Linked DNA regions of Homo sapiens: region 1 is linked to region 2. Evidence: read pairs that join two places in POLR2A ChIA-PET (ENCODE). Cell type or tissue: Panc1. All regions are shown on one strand. Links, peaks and the distances in the headings refer to the core of each region. The heading gives the core; the rest is flanking DNA. Region 1 has its middle 17 kb from the start of SIX3-AS1. Region 2 overlaps SRBD1 (S1 RNA binding domain 1).

Region 1 (4,397 bases), core at 188-4,187, 590 kb after region 2:
ACATTCAACCAAACAACCGAGGAGGAGACTAATGAGCAGGGATGAAAGGGGGACTCCAAGGTGAAGTCTGCAGAGCCCATCACTGTAGTCTTCTATGCCACAGAGCAGCAGAGAATCAATGTCTGGGAGGCTTGGTGCTGGGCTGGCAACCAGAGAGAGTGGCCAGGAATCCTGAAATGAAATGGAGGCAAGGAGGGCAGAACTGGCCAGGAGCACGGGCTCATCTACCATGTGGCTAGATAGGAAAAGCCCATGGGCAGGAGATAGACCCCCGGCTTCCCACTCCCTAACTCCACCCCCATCCCAGCCACCGTGTCCCTACTCCACAGCTGCCACCACCAGGCCTGCTTCCTCTCTAGAGGCAGTTGTTGAGCACATGTCTATGAGGAGAGAATGGGAAAGTCAACGTGATCCCATCAGTTATTCCTTTTTTTTTTTTTTTTGAGATGGAGTCTCACTCTGTTGCCCAGGCTATAGTGCAGTGGCCCGATCTTGGCTCACTGCAACCTCCGCCTCCCAGGTTCAAGCAATTCTCCTGCCTCAGCCTCCTAAGTAGCTGGGATTACAGGTGCCGGCCACTAAACCTGGCTAATTTTTTGTATTTTTATTGGAGATGGGGTTTCGCCATACTGGCCAGGCTGGTCTCGAATTCCTGACCTCAAGTGATCCACCCGCCTCGGCCTCCCAAAGTGCTGGGATTACAGGTGTAAGGCACTGCGCCCAGCCTGTTTTTTAATTAAATGCTAGTTCCCTCCACAAAGTTTCCACTCAGAAAAACACCAGCTGCTTCCACAGAGAAATCTTCCTGGCAACTGTCACAACTCCCTTTTCTTTCTACCCAGGGTAGGCCTGGGTTTGCAGTCAGGCAACTGACTATATCAAGTACCAAGAGAGGGCATGAGCCACCACGCCCAGCCCAGTTGTTCCTCTTTACACTGAGATAAATGGACATGAAGACTTGTGTTCAAATGCTTGATGTTTAAATTCAAAAAGAAGCAGGGAGAGATGGAAGGGTTACTCTAAAGTGTGTCAAAATATGATGAGTACAGATAGCACCAGGGAGTAACTTTCAGTACGAGGGTACAAACTGACCCCAAGTGAGAATGTTCTGTCTCAATTCCAAGTGCTTCATGGTGACATCATCGCCAAGGCCGCCCTCCTTCCTCAGCAGCATGCAGTGTTCCTCCAGGGCACCGCCTGTTATTCTCCTGCCCTTGCCCGAGTGGTACTCCCCCCTTGCAAGTCCCCTGACTGCTTCCCTTTCAGCTGACCCCAGAGAGTCCTCCTGTTGCTCCAGGCAACAGACAGTCTGCTCAGATGCTCTCCTGTCCCCTCCTTTTAGGTGGTCCCCTCCTTTTAGGTGATTTCCACGGCTCTGGGTTCTGCATGCCCCATCAGGGTCACCTGTAGATTTCTCTAGGCATATTCTGTGGCAGGCTGGTAATGCCTGTTTTTTTGTTTTGTTTTGTTTTGTTTTTGAGATGGAGTCTCACTCTGTCGCCCAGGCTGGAGTGCAGTGGCACGATCTTGGCTCACTGCAACCTCCAACTCCTGAGTTCAAGCGATTCTCCTGCCTCAACTTCCCAAGTAGCTGGGACTATAGGCACATGCCACCACGCCCGGCTAATTTTTTTGTATTTTTAGGAGAGACAGGGTTTCACCATTTTAGCCAGGATGGTCTCCATCTCCTGACCTCGTGATCCGCCCACCTCGGCCTCCCAAAGTGCTGGGATTACAGGCATGAGCCACCGCACCCGGCACTGCCTGGTTTTTAAGCCTATGGTACTTTTTCATTCACTCACCCATCCAATCAACAGAGTCTGGCTTTGTGTTAGGTGCTGTGGGCAATACAAAAGGTGCATTTAACACAGCCCCATACCCTGTCTAGCAGGAGAAATAAGCCATGCACTGCAATCACAGTAAAGCCAGGCAGAATGTGGTCTGGGGCTCTCTGCTGGCCAGGATAGCTCCATGAGGGCACCATTTTCTGCACTGTCACTTCCCCCACCACCTGAGGTGCATCCTTTCTCCTGCTACTTGAAAAATCCCAGCTCCTTCTGGCCCATCTGCAGGGTCGCTGTTTCCTCTGCTTCTGGACAGGTCATGATGACTCTGGTATCTCTGAGTCACTCTTCCCAGCTTAGCTTACTGTCCCCACCCTGTCTCTAAGCTGTTCTCCAGTGACTCAGGAGCCCAGATGTTCCTGGGGCATGCAGTTCCAAACTCGCATCATTGCAAGTTTTTAGTTTTAAATAAACATAGAAAACAATACAGCCGGCCGGGCACGGTGGCTCATGCCTGTAATCCCAGCACTTTGGGAGGCCAAGGCAGGCAGATCACTTAAGGTCAGGAGTTCAAGACCAGCCTGGCCAATATGCTGAAACCCTGTTTCTACTAAAAATAAAAATAAATAAATAAATAAGCTGGGCGTGGTGGTGTGCACCTGTAGTCCCAGCTATTGAAGAGGCTGAGGAAGGAGAATCACTTGAACCCAGGAGGCAGAGGTTGCAGTGAGCTGAGATGGAGCCACTGCACTCCAGCCTGGGTGATGGAAGGAGACTCCATCAGAGGGAGACTCCATCTCAAAAACAACAACAAGAATAACAACAATACAACCGAAGTTCTCACAAAGAGACAAGGGGGGAGTGTTGACACAGAAGGAAGAGCTAAACAGCTGCAGACGGAGGTGACACCCACTGAGGAGGGAGCAGCCTTCCCTGGAGGGACAAGGGGATATGTCACAATTCTATTTGTCTCTGATGGAGCTTTGGGAAAGGAGCACCACAGGGTTGGCCTGGATTATCCCCCAGAGCTCAGGGCCCCCAGCCACTCCCTTCCAAGGGACCCACATTCTCCCCTCCAACACACACTACCAGGGCTCCAGTCTCTCCGCTTTCCTGGAAGATGGAAGAGAGGAAAGCTTGGACTAGAACTTCTTACCCTATTGCAGGGGGACTTCAGGGGGAGAAAGAGGACTAGCAAGAATCCTATAACCTCAGGCCCTCAATTCCCTCAACTATAAAAATGAGGATGAAAATACTGATCTCCCAGGATGCTGCAAGGATGAAAAAAAAAATAAGCTGGTGTAAGAACCTAGGACATGGCTGGATGCCTAGAAAGCATTCAGTCATAAATTTTCACTTTCTTTCTCCTTCGCAGCTGTCTTTCTCATGTAAAGTTTTCACATTTTAGGCACTTACTATGGCTTTATGATAGAGACGGATTTTCCCCCAGGACATCCAGGGGATAGGGTGAGCATCTGGCTGCCCCTACCTGACTGACCCGGAGAGGTGGAGTTAGGTGTTCCCTGGGTCTGGAGAAAGGGAGAATTCTGGCATCAAGGGGAGAGTCTGACTCTGGGAGAGAACGGCCATGAAAAAAATGCCTGGAGCCAGGATCTTATCTACCTTCTCCAGCTTGTGTAGAAATCTAAGGGCTGGGTGCGGTGGCTTACGTCTGTAATCCCAGCACTTTGGAAGGCCAAGGTGGGAAGACTACTTGAGCCCAGGAGTTTGAGACCAGCTTGTGCAACATAGTGAAACCCTGTCTCTTAAAAAAATACAAAAATTAGCTGGGCATGGTGGTGTGCACCTTTTGTCCCAGCTACTCAGGAGGCTGAGGTGGGAGGACTGCTTGAGCCCTGAAGGGTGAGGCTGCAGTGAGCCATGATAATGCAACTGCACTGCAGCCTGGGTGACAGAGCGAGGCCCTGTCTCAAAGGAAAAAAAGAAATTTAAGACCCTAGCCCCTGAGGCCCTCCAGGATGCCAGCAGCTTTGCTGGGCTGGCCCTGTGACCCTGTCCCACAGCCAACTTGACCTACTCTTCCTGCAAACTACCAATCATGGTTTGTCTCATTACGTTGTTTAAATTCCCAGTCTCTCCTGACTTCCTCTCCCACCATGAACCTCTTTATCATAAGACAATCCAGGCTCAATCCCAAAGGACCGCAAACCGTTTCCAAAAACCCTGGGAAATTCATAGTTTTGGAGATTTCAGAAAGGTACCTATAATGGTCCGTATATTCTGTATTACATAACACCACCCAAGGGGGTCCAGAGCAGTACCTGTAATCCAACACATCAGCATTTCTGCAGTGAAACATCTGATATCTATGACAAGCAGGATAAATAAAGACTATAAATAGCTTCATACTGTTTAGGTCAGGTTTGGCTGCCAAATAGTTTTGGCAGCAAACATACCAAACAAACAAAAAACCCCAAAGCTTTTAGAATGATTGCATCTGTAGAGAAGAGAGTAATGGTTAGTATTTATGCTGCCTGAGAGAGAAGCAGGCAAGCAAAACTGTAGCTGAGAAAAGGAAAAGAGCCTGTGATGGCTCCTCTTAACCACTCCCCACCACCACCACCACCATCCTCTTTCCAGACCACCTGGCAT
Region 2 (4,397 bases), core at 323-4,322:
ATTTCAAAGCATGCCTTGAAATTCAGTTTGTCATTCTGTTTCTGCCTTGAAGCTGCAGCACAGTAGTGATTGGAAATGGAACTGCCTGCAGGGAAACAGAAGCTTACTTTGCTGACCTGATAATGAAGAATTATTTTGCACCACTGGATGTTGTTTACTGGTAAGGCTATTACATATATCTCTTTTCTTGGAGAAGCATGGGAACTTTAAAGTTGCTTTTGTGATGAATCCTCCCTTCTCTTTTTAAGATGTACATCTTCTTTGCCCTCCAGACCACCTCTTGGTGTTCATGAGAACTTTGCAGGATAATGTAAAGTGTCTGACTCTTGGAGAAATTTGAGACAGGAATGATTAGAGCAGGACAGAGTCCAGAAACCTCTTACAGAAGCAGCACGTTAGGGCTCAGTTTCATTGGATTTTCTAGGCTATACATTGTGTGAGGGTTCTAGTTAACTATTGAATAATAAGTAGAATGATGTACCAGGCTAGCAGCTAGTAGACTGTGAATAACTTAGCCTTTTTCTCCCAAAGCTTTGAAGCCTATGAATCATTACCCTTCAGAACTGAGAGCCAAGGTAAGTATTATGAATTAAAAAGTATTTCCAGTATTCTTTCCTCATTTATCCCTTGGTCACAAACTTTTATTTCATATAGGCATACAGATAACTTGTGAATAGCTTTGGATTAGAAAGACCCAATTTCTCTAGTCTTGCCCCTGCATTTGTAGTAGTTCTGCTTTCTTTCACCATTGTTTCCCTACTTCCTCTTTGGATCTCAATAGTCATGTCTTCCTTTTCCAAACTATAGTAGAATATTAAGTCCTAAAGGATTTAATTCTAGGAGAGAGAGTAGTTATAATGGCTGATATTTAACAGAAAGTGATCAAGAGCTATCTCCCACTGCTAGTGAGAAAACTAATAACTAAAAGAATGGTTGACTGATGAGCAGGTGACTGACAGGATCAACAAAGTAACAGAAAGTAAAACCTAACACAGGAAGAATTCTAGGATTTGTGTAGGTAGGCCAAAAGGTAAAGGCCAGGCAGTTATTATAGTCAAGAGTGCCAAGAGTGTAGTCAGAGTCAGTCAGAAAAACAAACTCAGGGTAACAAGGGGAGTAAGAGAAGGTGAGGAACAAACCGATAGGTGCCATGGGATCATGATTCAAGAAGGAAACAGATTGAAACATCCACTGCAGAATTTTTCCCTCTTTCTCTGGTTGTAATTTAAGTTGGCCTGGGAAATACGGTGGATCTTCCCTATTCTGGGAACTGCAAACGTGCACCCAGTCCTTTTGAGAAACTAACACAAGCACTGATGTAGCTGGTTCAGTTTATTTCAGGTACCTTCTCTGATTTTTTTTTAACTTGTTCACATTAATTTCATGTAAATATCTTGCATACATTTGTAGTGGTTATAAGTACAACTTTCAAATCATAAAAAATATTAAGTAGTGAAGATGTCTTCAGTTTTTTCTTCATTTGCTTATAGAATATCCCTTTATTGAACTTTAGGCAGTATGTACTATTAGAAAGGAAAGGATGAACTGTGGGGTCAGACAAATCTGGGTTCATCTGTTTTTTTTTTTTTTTTTTTTTTTTTTTTTTTTAATTGAGACAGAGTCTCGCTCTGTCACCCAGGCTGGAGTGCAGTGGCACAATCTTGGCTCACTGCAAGCTCTGTGTCCCAGGTTCATGCCACTCTCCTGCCTCAGCCTCCCGAGTAGCTGGAACTGCAGGCACCCGCCACCACACCCGGCTAATTTTTTGTATTTTTAGTAGAGATGGAGTTTCACCGTGTTAGCCAGGATGATCTTGATCTCTTAACCTCGTGATCCGCCTGCCTCAGCCTCCCAAAGTGCTGCGATTACAGGCATGAGCCACCGCGCCCGGCCTCATCTTTTGTTTTAATCATTTACTAGTTATGTAGGTTTTGAAGAGTTACTTAGCCTTTCTTAGCTTCACTTTCCTTCATTTTTAAAATGGGGAAAAGAATACCTACCTTACAGGTTTTTTAACAGTATTAAAAGTGAGATAACATAAATTAAAACACTAAGGGTTTAATAAACAATATGTTTTTTTATGAGTGTGTTTGTATTTGTTTATATACGTACTTTTATTATAAATATAAATTATATGTCTTTAAAAGTGCTGTGAAATTAGATGCAGTATTTTCTTATGCAAATTAATAAACTTACATAAAGTTTATTTTCACCTTGATGCAATAGGGATGATAGTAAAATCTACCACTTTGGATAGTAATAATGTCTATCGTACTTGTGTAAAATCTATGTATTGTGGTATCATGAGATGTTCAGTCTTATTAATGGATATGAATTAGATGCCATTTTAGTTGAGCCTCACCATAGGTGCTGTGGTATGAAGTGAAGTATGTGGGCTATAGAGACGACCTAGGTTCAGGCCTGCCACCTACTGCCTCTGATTAGCCATATAGTTTTAATCCTCTTTTAGCTTTAGCATCTTCATCTTTGGAAATGTTACTTACCTGTTAGCACCATTGACCACTGTGAAGATTTAAAATGGAATGTGTTATGTATCTCCTATTTTTAAGGCTATTTGTAGTAAATATGTTAAGTGTGGGCTAATCTTTGAGTTTAGGGAGACCCCATTAATATAAATTTTTTTTTTTTTTTTTTTTTTGAGCCGGAGTCTTGCTTTGTTACCCAGGCGGGAGTGCAGTGGCGCGATCTTGGTTCATTGCAAGCTCCACCTCCCAGGTTCATGCCATTCTCCTGCCTCAACCTCCCGAGTAGCTGGGACTACAGGTGCCCGCCACCATGCCTGGCTAATTTTTTTATAGTTTTTAGTAGAGATGGGTTTTCACCGTATTAGCCAGGATCTTTGGTGCCTTCTTTGCACTTTTATGAATATAGTCTCTATTAGGCATTTTCTTTCAGAAGAGCCCCATTTTGTTGCAATTTAAGACTTGCTTTGGATGGTAGTCTTTCTCCTATAGTCTGTTTTCTCCTTTCTGCTATAATTATTTGGGTTTTAAAATCTACCCGTGTGGTTAATTATGGTAGCTATTTTCTACAGTTGAACCATTTTTGCAGTTCTGATTTAACTCTACTTACACTGTATTAGTCTTTTAATGTACTTTTTGCATTTGTTTGCTAATATGTGCTTTTGAAGTTTTTAAATGATGCAGATATCTAATTGGAATTTATAGCAAGTGCTTTAGAAAAATCAGCTGTTTAATTTCATTTTATTATCATTTTGCCAATTCAAAGTGCCTGTTTGAGAAAACCATGTTTTCTCATCTTACACTTTGAAGTTACACTGAAATTGAAATCTCCAGTCTTTCTCTGGCAGCCATTTTTAATACCTTCTGAACAGATAATCTGATAGGTTAATCTATAATCTTGTCAGCCACTCATCCTGAAAAACCTTTTCCAGCCATATCTACCAGCACATTTCCTCTTATCTGTTCCTTCCAACACTCTTTGCCCTGACATGCTGCCATAGGTTAACAAATGCCATGATATATATCCTAATTCATAAACCCCAGGAAACCTGACCCATTCATCTGTCTTTTCTCTCATTCATTTCTCTCCCTACCCTTAAAATACCTTACGAATCATGATACTTACACATATTAGGGGGCAAGTCATCCAAAGGTGCAAATTCTAATTACCAAAGGAGCAAAAAGTTAAACTGGAGTTAAGTTGCAGAATGTAACCATGCTGAGTCTCAGTTATCACATACTGAATTGTGATAGTTGAAGTTGAAATGTTCATGAAAAAATGAAAGTTGAAAATGTTCGTGAAAAATTCTACAGTTTTATGGGTCATTTGTTTAAAGTATATGCTAGAATGGTTTGCAGTTTTCAATCTTTTGACATATGGTAGGCACTCATTTTGCTTTTGTAGTTATACATTAGTTTGTGTTTTTTAGATTTATACATAATGAAATCATACAGTGTATAATCTTTTATTGGCTTCTTTCATGGAGCATGATTATTTTGAGATTTCATCCTTGTTGCTGCAGAAACCAGTGGTTCTTTTTATTCCTGAACAGTATTCATTGTTTGGCTGTATCACAATTAGTTTATTCAATCACCTGTTGATGGATATTCGAGTTGTTGCTAGTTTTTTGCTACTACCAATAAAGCAGCATGAGCATTCATTTACAAGTCTGTATGGATATATGCTGTCATTTCTCTTAGGTAAATAGCTAGGTGTGGAAAGTCTGTGTTGTGTGGTATATGGTATACGGTACATGTTTAACTTAAGAAACTGTCAAGCTTTTTCCCAAGATGGTTGTACCATCTTACTTTCCCACCAACAATGTATCAGAATTCTAGTGGTGGCAGTGGCAGCCCATCTGGAGCAGCTGCTGGGAAGACACTGGCTGCAGCAGGGGAGTTGTGGCTTGGGTT

Evidence for each region. Peaks named below come from ENCODE experiments on the same cell type or tissue, not always from the same donor. Only the 100,000 strongest peaks of a DNase experiment are listed, where the experiment ranks them.
Region 1: POLR2A ChIA-PET joins it to region 2 with 10 read pairs; 2 of 35 experiments call an interaction of 5 or more read pairs at or near these places.

What each region holds. Positions count from the first base shown.
Region 1 is chr2:44,956,836-44,961,232 of GRCh38, reverse strand. No RefSeq gene overlaps it. Among named protein-coding and RNA genes, the nearest start is that of SIX3-AS1, 17 kb to the right of the region's middle. In Panc1, for the core only: no CTCF peak of the experiment used is centred there; a DNase peak (open chromatin) is centred at 2,121.
Region 2 is chr2:45,542,495-45,546,891 of GRCh38, reverse strand. It overlaps SRBD1 (S1 RNA binding domain 1), which reads left to right. Exons shown (of 21, transcript NM_018079.5): 14 at 53-160. Among named protein-coding and RNA genes, the nearest start is that of SRBD1, 67 kb to the left of the region's middle. In Panc1, for the core only: no CTCF peak of the experiment used is centred there; no DNase peak of the experiment used is centred there.